2 separate regions of the Homo sapiens genome follow, and region 2 is linked to region 1. Evidence: read pairs that join two places in POLR2A ChIA-PET (ENCODE). Cell type or tissue: MCF 10A. All regions are shown on one strand. Links, peaks and the distances in the headings refer to the core of each region. The heading gives the core; the rest is flanking DNA. Region 1 has its middle 55 kb from the start of MIR205. Region 2 overlaps LOC105372896 (a long non-coding RNA gene).

Region 1 (5,380 bases), core at 220-5,219:
CCCAATCTTCCTGGAAGATAATTAAAGCAAGCGATTGCAGTGAGGTTCTAAGGAGGTTAGGATAGGGAAGGTGTTACATAGATTTGATGAAAATCTAATTGCCATTTTCTTTTCATCTGTTCCCTGTGGTTTGAATAACCCTGTACAAGCCTTGTGTGTGAGAGAGAGTCTGAATTTTATCATCTTTATGATGGAACATCACACCTCTCCCCATAAGAATTGAATTATTGCCAAGAGATTCTCAGTCTATCTTCCCTTCTGAAGGCCTCAATGTGCTGAATGGTGAGAGAATTTGTTTACCAAAGTAAACAAAGCTGAAAGTCCATTTCAGGCAGACAAAAATCACCAGCTGGGGGCATATCTCTGTGGCTCATTCTGAATCCCAGCTGTCTGCATGCCTTCTGAATGTGACCTGAACCCTTTAAAATGATCCCCACCCTATCCCTGCTCTCCTGTCTCTTATCAGTATGGCTAACAGGGCACACTGTAATCTTCTCTCTTATGTTTCTCAAAAATGTGGCCTGAGTACCAACAGCATCTCTAGCCACTGGATACTTGTTTAATGCAGAATCACAGGCCCTAACCTACACCTCCTGAATCAGAATCCAAATTTTAACACAATTCCCAGATGCTTTAATGTGCATTAAAATTTGGGGCACATTGGCTTTGAATATAAGCTGATTTCTACCCAGCTTCTTCTACCAAACTGCACACAATCTTTTGTTCTAAAAATAAGCACCTACTATGTGCTGACACCCTGCTAGGTGCAGGAGTTACACTGTTGAACCCTCAGAATGACAAGAAAAACATCTGTCTGAAATCTTTTTGGAATGAAGTAAGTTATACAGTAATAAGAAGTGGCAGCGACTGGCCCAGAGACAAGTCCACACAGTAGAACATGAGAACTGCTCTGACATAGATGACAAAAGGGGCTGTGGGAACAAGGAAGGAGTTAAGTTGGCATAAGCAGTTTAATAAGACTCCACAAAGGAGGCAATGCTTGGGCTTAACATGGAAGGATGAGTAAGGGCGGAGTGGGTGGAACAGCAAGAGGATAAAATTGCTGGCCAAGGGATAGGAATGATGGATGTCAAAGCAAGAGGAGGCCTGTTCTGCTCTTGGCTGGAGGCCCAAGCTCTGCGCTCATCATGGGAAAGCTCTCTGCCACTTGGGGCTCTGCCAACAATCACTATGAGGCCTTGGGCAAATCTCTGCTCCCCTCTGGGCCTTATGTTCATCTAAAACTTACAGGTTGGACCAGCACTTGGAGATTTTCAAATGTAGAGTTCCTTCAAGAACTTCAGCAATGGCTAAAAAAAAAAAATGGAAAGAGGCAGGACTCTGGGCCTGGCCATTAGAACATCTGCCAAGTTGTATTCATTTTCCATGTGGGGTAACTGCTTAGCTTTAAGGGGGTGGAGGGGAATGTGGCGTGAGATTGCACATCTTTATGTCAGAGATCAGAATATGCCACCCCAAAATATGATGTTGGAGGGGTGCAGGACAAGCCACCCCAAATTATGTCGCTTTAGTATTTTGATTATTTTGAGCTAAAAACACTTGAAAAATAGCAGATGCAGGGAGAGGCTTTCACTGAAGTCTCCTTATCTGCCTGAAGACAGATCCTTCAAAAAGAATTCAATTGGCATAAATCCCTTTGCTGGGAGTTTCATCAACCAGGGAAGGTTGGCTCTTATCACAGGAGAGGAGGCTATAGACGATCCTTGACTTAGGATGGTTTGATTTATGATTTCTCGACTTTAGGGTGATGCAAAGGTGATATAGGCATTCAGTAGTATTTTGAGTACCCATACAACCATTCTGTGCTTTCACTTTCAGTATGGTATTTAGCAAATTACATGAGATACTCAACACTTTATTATAAAACAGGCTTTGTATTAGATGATTTGACCCAACTGTAGGCTAATGTAAGCTGAGCGCATGTAATGCAGGCTAGGCTAAGCTATGATGTTCAGTAGCTTCAGTAGGTTAGGCAAACTGAACGCATTTTCAACTTATGATACATTTATCAGGATGTAACCCCATCTTAAGTCAAAGAGCATCTGTAGAAGTTGACACTAAACCCAGACAAACTTTGTCACAAAATATCATATCCTATTTATTCTTTTAAAAGCCCATTCATCTTTTATAAAAATCACTTACTTTCCCTCAGGTGGCCTACATCCCTCTCCCCCTCCCCTATTAAGATGGATATACAGCTTTTTAAATATCACCACTTTTGGGGGTATTTGCTTTTCCCCCCAGGATGCCCCTGTGCATCTAACATTAAACATTAATACATTTGTATGCCTATTCTTCTGTTAATATGCCTGTTGTCAGTTTACTTCATAGACCTAGCTATTGAACCTAAAGGATAAAGGAAAAGTCTTTCTTCCCTACACTTTCAAAGTGTGAAAACAACTGAAGGGGGTGACTTCTGAGACCTCAAGCCAGTGCTAATACTTAATGCTTATCCAGTTCTGCAATAAGTCTCCAGGTTGTCACGCAAATCAGACTTTCAGCTCTATGGTCACAGGCCTCCTCTCACTGTGTGTCTTATAGCTATAATTTCTATATCTTTTAAAGAGCAGAATCCCTTTCCTAAATGATATTACACAGGAAATCCACAATATGAATAACTGATCAAGTGAATACACAGATTTCTAGATAGGATAAATCTTCATTATTTGGCAATACTTTATGTGGAGTCTGCTTGTCCCTGTCACCACCATCCCCAGCCCTTCTGTAGATTCCCAGGGTTGAGAGTGAAAATGACTCAGAGGAAGTGGTTCAAGCTGAGATGAAGTGTGCAGTAAGTCCTGGAGCTATGGAAGCAAAGAGCTTCCCTAGAGGAAGGTGTAGTGGGACCTAGGAGCAGTGGCTTGAAAAGATTTGGGGAATGGAAAAAGGGAAAAGGACAGGACCAGATGAAAGAAGACAAACAAACAGGAAGACAAGAACAGAATGAAAGCTTCCTCAAAGGCCAATTAAGTGATCCGAAGGAAGGCTATATGAAGCCTTAGCAACTGCTGCATACACAGCCACCTTTTAAAGAAAGTGGCCCCTATCCATCCTTTTCCACTTGCTGACTATTATAGGCTGAATTATGCCCCCTAATAAGATATGTTGAAGCTCTGACTCATAGCACCTCAGAATATGACATTATTTGAAACTAGGGTCATTGTGGATGTAATTAGTTAAAATGAGGTCATCCCAGAGTAAGATGGGCCCTTAATTCATTATGACAGATATCCTTCAAAGACAGAAGAGTCTCAGAGACCCATAGGGAGAATGCCATGTGGTGACAGAGGTAGAGATTGACATGCTGCTGCTGTAACACCAAAGATCACTGGCCACCACCAGAAGCCAGGAAGAGACAAGGGAAATGTCTGTCCAGAGTCTCAGAGGAAGCAGGGCCATACTGACACCCAATTTTGGACTTAAAGCTTCCAGAACTGTGAGAAAATACATTTCTGTTGTTTTAAGCAGCCCAGTTGGTGGTACTTTGTTATGACAGCCCTAGGAAGTCAATTCATTTGCTGTGGCACAAGCAGTAGTAGGTTTTGCTAGAGAGATCATCCCTGCTACTCAGCAGATCAGTTGGGCATGGACGCAGACAAAGACAACTGGGTGCCTCTGAGCCAGCCTGTCACTCTTTGTCCAGTTGGGACATTTCCACAGAGTGGAGGCAAAGCAATCCAATGATTCCCTGGCTGTGGAGCCACATAAATGCAGATAAAGAGAGGAAAAGAGAGAGAGAGAGAGAAGGAAAGAATGAGAAAGAGTGCAGATTAAGATCCAGCTCAACCCTTGTCATGATTTGCCAAACAGAATCCAATCCTAGTCAAATCTTCAGCTAGAAGGAGGAGGTATCCACTACAGAGAAGGGATCTTTGGCGTAACAGAGGGATATTCCCCAGAATTCCCCAGAAGGGAATATGATGTGGGCAGGCACTGCAAAACAGACCTGCTGCAGGGGTGAAACATTGCCCTTATAATAACTGCAAAGCCTGAGCTTGCAGGCAAGAAGAAAAGAAAGGGAAGCAAATGTATATAAAGAAGTGTGGAGGAACAGAGGGATGTAGAATGCCCAACCATCCCAGATTGCCTTGCACTGAGGGGGTTCCCGGGACATAAGACTTTCAGGTTTAATACTGGGACAACCCTGAATAAACGAGGATGAATTGGCCAGCCAAAGACAGTAAAAGAGTAAAGTGGAAGAAGCAAGTTTTGCATGGTGAAATATATTGTCAGCACCCAGAACATGTTTACAGAAGTGACCTAAGCCAATACAGATCAATCTAGACCAGGAGAGCCCATGGTCCCACTGCAACCTGGCTAGATGGGCCTGTCAGTGGATTCAGGGGAACTTGCACTGAGGATTCACTCAGAACCTCTATGCTGACCAAGGGCCCTTGGGATGGCAATGGTAGGTGACATGAGGATCAGATCCCTTTCTGCAGTCTGGAAGGCTTGCCCTGTCCAGCAATCCTCTCTAAGGGGATGAGCTCTTCACACTGAACTGGAGGATTTACCTTCTTGTCCAGTGGGGTTGGCCTGCCATATTCCTCAGCCCTACAGGGAACCCTGTAAGTAATGAGTCCAAGGCCCTGTCTACAGAGATACTTTTTTATATCTCCTTGTCTTTTACCCCACACCTGCCACAAATTTTATATGAAATATTCCCAAGGATGCATGAAAAATGTCATTCACCAACTTATCCCCACCAGGTGGGAGAAGGCCTCCTGTTTATGTTTCCATGTCCTTCCAGGCATATGCCCATCATAGCACTTTCAGAGTATATTAGGGTCATTGATTTTATTTTTCACCTTCTCAGCTTGTGATCAATTTCCTTCATAGTAGAGCCCATACCTTGCTCATCTTTGAAATCCTAGAGCCCAGGAAAACACCTGGTATGTAGGAGTTTCTCATGCACTGTCTGGCAAGTAAACTAATTAATTAATTAGTTCATGTTGATCAAGATGATCCTTCTCTTTGTGTCAAGTGTCTAACACTTGCTAGATCTAAGACCCAGCACTTTCTTGGTTTTTAATATATCAGTCATTAAGCCATCTGCATGCAGATGAGAGGTAGAAAACACTTCAGAGCCCTGCAGCCTCAGAGGGTCACCTGAGTGAGCAGTCAATGCGGCCAGCTCTAAAGGGCTTATGTCAAGGCAGTCACAAGGGCTTGGGAAGGAGATGCAGACACCTGTGCCCATTACAATTATCCTACTTCTACTCTCACCTGTTACTGCGGTTCTAAACAAAGAGAATAAAATAAAATAAAACTGAGTCAAGGAAAAGACCAGCTGCTGAGCTCCAGACAGAAGCTCAATAAAAGATAAACAGAATGGTATAAATTGGCTAAGAGAACATTG
Region 2 (5,380 bases), core at 74-5,073, 240 kb before region 1:
TTTTTGGTCTCTTCTCTCTGAATTCCTCTTCTTAGAAAGAAAAGTCACCATGAGCAGACAGAGAAGAAACTCATGCCACCTTCATTTGGCGACCAGTTCCCAGAAGTCGTCTGGCAGAGACCATGTGATCTTCTTTCAGGGCTGTGCCAGGGAGACCCCTCTACTGGATGGGAGCCTAGGCTACAGGGTCAAGAATTGTCCAACTCTGAGAGTCTGTGTACCTTGATAAATTTGCTCTTTCTGTGTCCTTTTCTTCTTATTTTATGTGAAGGAAGCTTCAGAGCTCAGTGATGGTGAGGCATTTGTTTTGGCTATTCAACTTCTTCCCCAAACTGGAAGGGTATTTTTTAAGGGTGTAGTAAAGTGCAGTCTAAGAATACAGCCTTTGTCATTAGTCAGAACCGAAGCTAAATTTCAGCTCTGCCAACTGCTAGGTATGTGAGTGAGTTCCTTAATCTCTGTAATACTCACAGGATTGTTGCAGATCGAAGTGTTAATGTATAAGAAGCAAGCACTTATGATGGTGCCTGCCAGGTGGTTAGCATCAAATAAGTCTTCACTGGTACTGTTATAACAGAAGGCAGGCTCATTTCACCTGTATCAGTCACTGCCTACAGCCAATAATCAGGCCAAGAGGTCCTTTGTTGCCACCTAGTGGCCATTAATTGCACTACACCACATAGCTAAACCTAACTAAATGCAAATACAAATGCAACTTAGGTGTCTAAATGAAAGAAAAGGCAGGGTAAGATTACGTACGAGTGAAACTACCACCTTCACCCTAGGAAGCTTGATTTTTAGCCTTCTGCTGCTTGGTGACAGGAGCTGCCTCCTCAAGAAAGCACTGATGCATGCACAACGAGATGAAGAACATTTTTTGTTATAAATTGGAAAGTTTATTTTATTATTTTTTTAGAATCTATTTACAAGATTAGTAAAATGTATGGAAAGGTGGGTAGAGAGATAAGCATGTGTTCGGATTAAATAGACCACAGGCCAATGCAGCATGGAAGAAAAGACTTCAGTGACGGATTGTCTGGAGCCCACACAGGGGTTTTCAATAAAATCCAGGCCAAAGTGCCTTGGGCACACTGTGTTGAAGGTTTTAGCAAACTCGAGCAGAGAGCAAGCTTCCAACTCACCTCACTTCCTTCCTCCCTTGCTCCCAAGCTCCACAGAGACATCGTTTAGGGAGAAAATAGTTAGGTAGTCTCCTTCCATTTCTCCAAATGTCAAAGTGAAGTCCAACAGAAAGCAATTAACAGATGTCTGCCCAGCAGAGAGTGTGGGAGTACCAGTCAGCAATGAGCACAAGGCATATCTTAGCATATCACAGGGTGGCCCCATTTACTCCCCATTAACCAGCTAAAAATAGCCTCTCTACTTCCTCAGCTTTCTGTCTTTATTAGAATCAGTCCCAACAGTTTAGCTCTTTCCCCCTGAAAGCTTCCTTAAACAAGTGGCAAGTGAGAGAACTAAATGTGGACTCCGCTCAGGTGCAAATTTCCCCAGGGAATTTCTAGCCCCTCCCTGCAGGTAACCCACCACCAACTATTCCTAAAATCTTACCCCAGGCCCCACTCAGCCAGCCCCCATACCAGAGGCAGGATAATAACCAAACTGTCCCTGGAGAGGGACCAGAGTTGGTTGTCGGGGAGAGATTATATGTGGTTAGATAGCAAGATCTTATTTGTGACATTAAATGAGCAAACCATAAAGCATCTAAAATGATTAATTTCTCACTGGCGCTGTCAGTGAGCTGTCATCAACTGACAGTTATGTCATAAGTGTCATTTTTAATGTCACAAGTCTATTCCCCATCAATGTCATTAAACAATTATGTTTGGTTTATAAAAAGAAAGGGGGAGGGAGGGGGGATGCGTGGAAAGCCATATGTAATGCTTAAGCAATTATATACTTTGCTGTTCCTGGATGGCAGTCCCCGCCAACAATTAAATCTTACTTGATTTGTTCATTTAGGAGGCAAATTATCAATTATTTGGAGGCGTCAGCCTGGGTAATTTTTTCCTCTCCACTGGCAGCAGCCACGGTGCCCTGCCAGGATTGATATCAACAGGATGGAGACAGAGCTTTGATAATGAGCCCTCTCAGAGCCTGAGACTGCAGCTCTGCTCTCTCTTTTTTTGTGCTAGGACTGTTGTGTTTTCTTTGTCAGTGTTTGGCATATGGGTGAGACGGCTAATTTTGCGAGCTGTTTAAATGGAGATAGATCTTCTAATAAGTATGCTTCCTCCTCCTTCCTTTTAAACATTTTGGTAAATATAACCTGTTAGGCAGCTCCTCACTTCTTCTCTTCTACCTTGGTTTTTCTTCATGCTAGTTATGCCGGGGCCACATTGCTCAACTCCCACTCCTGCCCCAGGTATCTGCTACGCATCTGTTTCAATGGATATGTTCACCAGAACAGCAATACCAATGACCCTTTCTGATTACTCTGTAGCATCAATGGAGAAACAGATGTATGTGGTGGGGAGGAGTCTAGCCTGGGTGAAGATTTAAGACCAGACTTTGTGAGAATGAAAAAGTGAAAGGCAGGAGGACACTCTTGCATTCTACAAAGGGATCCCTTTCTGCACTAGGGTTTCTGGGGTCAGGCCTAGAAAGAGTAGGTTTCTTTCTAAAGCGTTAAGGAGCAGGCCAGGGAGGGCCTGAAACATTTATTAAAAAAGAGACCCTTATATAGAATGCCGTCTGGGCAATTGTCATTTACACCTTGAGTCCTCATATAGATCTGACCCTTTCCTGGTGGATTCCAGAAACCGGTACATAACTGTACTTGGTTCAGTTTTATGACTTTGGCTTCTTGTTGGCATCTGGGGTGGACATCTGTTGTTTTTGCCTGCCAGCATCTTTGCTCTTCTGTAAAGAAGACTCCTGATTTTCCTGGCGGAATCATTTCTTGCTTACTCTCAGACCATGTACTTTGGGTGTGGTTGGCCCCACTCCAGGCTTCAGGGGTGAACAACTGGCTAAGGCATGATCCATAAAGACATCCTATTCCCCTGGCCACAGTAATTAGTTCAGAGAAGGAACATGGCTCAAATTGATCCAATGGGAGCCCACCTGGAACTTTTCCTGGTACTAGTGAGATGGAGTTTGAGTCTGGAAATGCTGGGGGCTCTCTTGCCACTACAAGCAAAAGTGTGTCTGAAACTGAAGCTAATACAGAGAAGAGCAAAGATGTGTCATTCCAGGTGGCATTGGAACACCAGGTGGCATTGGAGCCTCCAGTGTGCCTGCAGTCAGTGTAATCCTGGGCTTTTTAATGAGATCAACCAATAAACTTCCTTTTCACTTAAGCTTGGTCAAGATAGGTTTCTACCCCTTGTAATCAGGAAAATCCTGACTAATTCAGATTTTCCTTCATTCTCAGTTCTCCGGTTCTTCCTTCTTGCATTTATGGCCAGTTTGTCTGCGAATGTCTGTCTCTATTATTACTCATATAATGGCTTCCATTTTGTTTTATTGTTGTAGCTTCATTTTGGTTGGATAGATTGTCCAAACTCTCTCCCCACCTCCATCTATTGACCTAATGGTGGTGGAGGGTTCTGGATGGGGAATTACCAGCCTGCTAGCTTTTTGAAATCGTATCCTGGCGTTTAGAAGCTTTTTGCACTGGCTGGCTGGATTGAAACCAACTCTTTGAATTTAACACTGAATGTGGCTAAGACACATGTAAATATTACTCAAGAGTCCCTTACAATCTTAGCAATAATTAAATGAAGAAAGATGAAAGGGAGGAAAGAAGGAAGAAGAGGAATGGCAGAGTAGGGCACAGACCCCCATCTCTTGCCCCCATATCCCATGTAAACACAGTGTCGTGATGTCACACTGCCATTTCCTGAGGCCACAAATGCGTAAGACCTTTTAAGCCACTGGGCTATGCACAGTGTGGGAACCTGGCCAATGCTTCCATCTTAAGCATTATCCAGCTTGCAGTGGCCATGCCTCAAGTTCTCACTCTTATTTTTTCAAATATTCTTTCCCTGCTTAGCCCCATCCATTGAATAACAGTTTCTCTCCATCCCCAACTTCTCCAATTCTCTGGCTATGTCACATCACATCACCTCCTTCCTACCATTGTCCCATACTCTCTGCCTCAAGCTCCAGGGAGTCTCCAGTCCTTAGGGACATTATTTATAAAACCACTCATTTACACTTAACATACAGAGGCTTACTGGTATCCACTTTAAGGTGAAGTGGAAAGATAGCCACTTAGAAATGAAGAGGGTGGTTTATTGCACCTGGCATAGCATTTGGATGTGGTCTACTCACTGCCAAAGAGAAACCTGGCAAAAAGTGGAAAATTGAATCCTGTTTTGTTCACACACCACTCATGCCAAAGATGTTCCGCTGAATTGACAGGCTTTCCGACTCAATCGATTGGCTCTTTTTGTCATCTGGTAGACTCAGAAACAGTTCTCCCTTGAGCTCTTTAGTTTGCAAAAGATAAATACACACTGACTTGAAAGAACAATGGAGTAGAATAAACATGTGTGTCCTCTAGCTGCATTTTGCAAGCAGAATAGGAGAAAGAAAAGAAGAGAGAAAAAAATGGGTAGGGTGGCAGAAAGAGCTGGGGGCTGGAGGGGGAGATGGAGAGAAAGAGAGAGAGAGAATGACACCTGATGGCAAATCTGCCTAGACCGCCCCAGCTGTGCTATGCTGGAAGTGTAGGTTTGCCCTACCCCAGCAGCTGTAGCTAGGGCCCAGGTGTTTCTGGAACATTGACGTGATTCTGTGGTTGATATCAGAACTAATGCCAGGGGAAAAAAAATCTAAATTACATTTAAAAGGAATCCACCTTTTTATCTTTTAACCTTAGGCCTTCCCCAGCCATGCAGAAAAATCAATCTTGGCTAATCCACTGACCAAGAAAAAGGGAAAAGAACAGAAGAAAACGTTGCTTTAAACAGCTACTTGATGTTTAAAGAGTTATCAGAGGGAAGGTGATCCGAGAGCTCACCAGCAGAAACAAAGGCTCAAAGGGCTGAATCGAGCGGCTTCTTATCCATATCCTCTGGCTGCTCAATAGCTGGGGAGTCAAGGATAGACTTACCTCACATCTTACCTTATAGATCTTTGTTGTTGTGGTGGATTTGTTTTTTTTGTTTTTTCAGCAATATCTTCATATATGTACTCTTTTTTTTTATTGTACTTTAAGTTCTAAGGTACATGTGCACAATGTGCAGGTTTGTTACCTATGTATACATGTGCCATGTTGGTGTGCTGCACCCATTAACTCGTCATTTACATTAGGTATATCTCCTAAGGCTATCCCTCCCCCCTCCCCCCACCCCACGACAGGCCCTGGTGTGTGATGTTCCCCACCCTGTGTCCAAGTGTTCTCATTGTTCAA

The links. ChIA-PET counts read pairs that join two places held together with the same protein. Peaks named below come from ENCODE experiments on the same cell type or tissue, not always from the same donor. Only the 100,000 strongest peaks of a DNase experiment are listed, where the experiment ranks them.
Region 2: POLR2A ChIA-PET joins it to region 1 with 7 read pairs; 1 of 35 experiments calls an interaction of 5 or more read pairs at or near these places.

The regions. Positions count from the first base shown.
Region 1 is chr1:209,484,285-209,489,664 of GRCh38, forward strand. No RefSeq gene overlaps it. Among named protein-coding and RNA genes, the nearest start is that of MIR205, 55 kb to the left of the region's middle. In MCF 10A, for the core only: no CTCF peak of the experiment used is centred there; DNase peaks (open chromatin) are centred at 1,097 and 2,777.
Region 2 is chr1:209,248,205-209,253,584 of GRCh38, forward strand. All of the region lies in intron 2 of LOC105372896 (a long non-coding RNA gene), which reads right to left. Among named protein-coding and RNA genes, the nearest start is that of LINC01696, 75 kb to the right of the region's middle. In MCF 10A, for the core only: a CTCF peak has its summit at 657 (motif pointing left); a DNase peak (open chromatin) is centred at 647.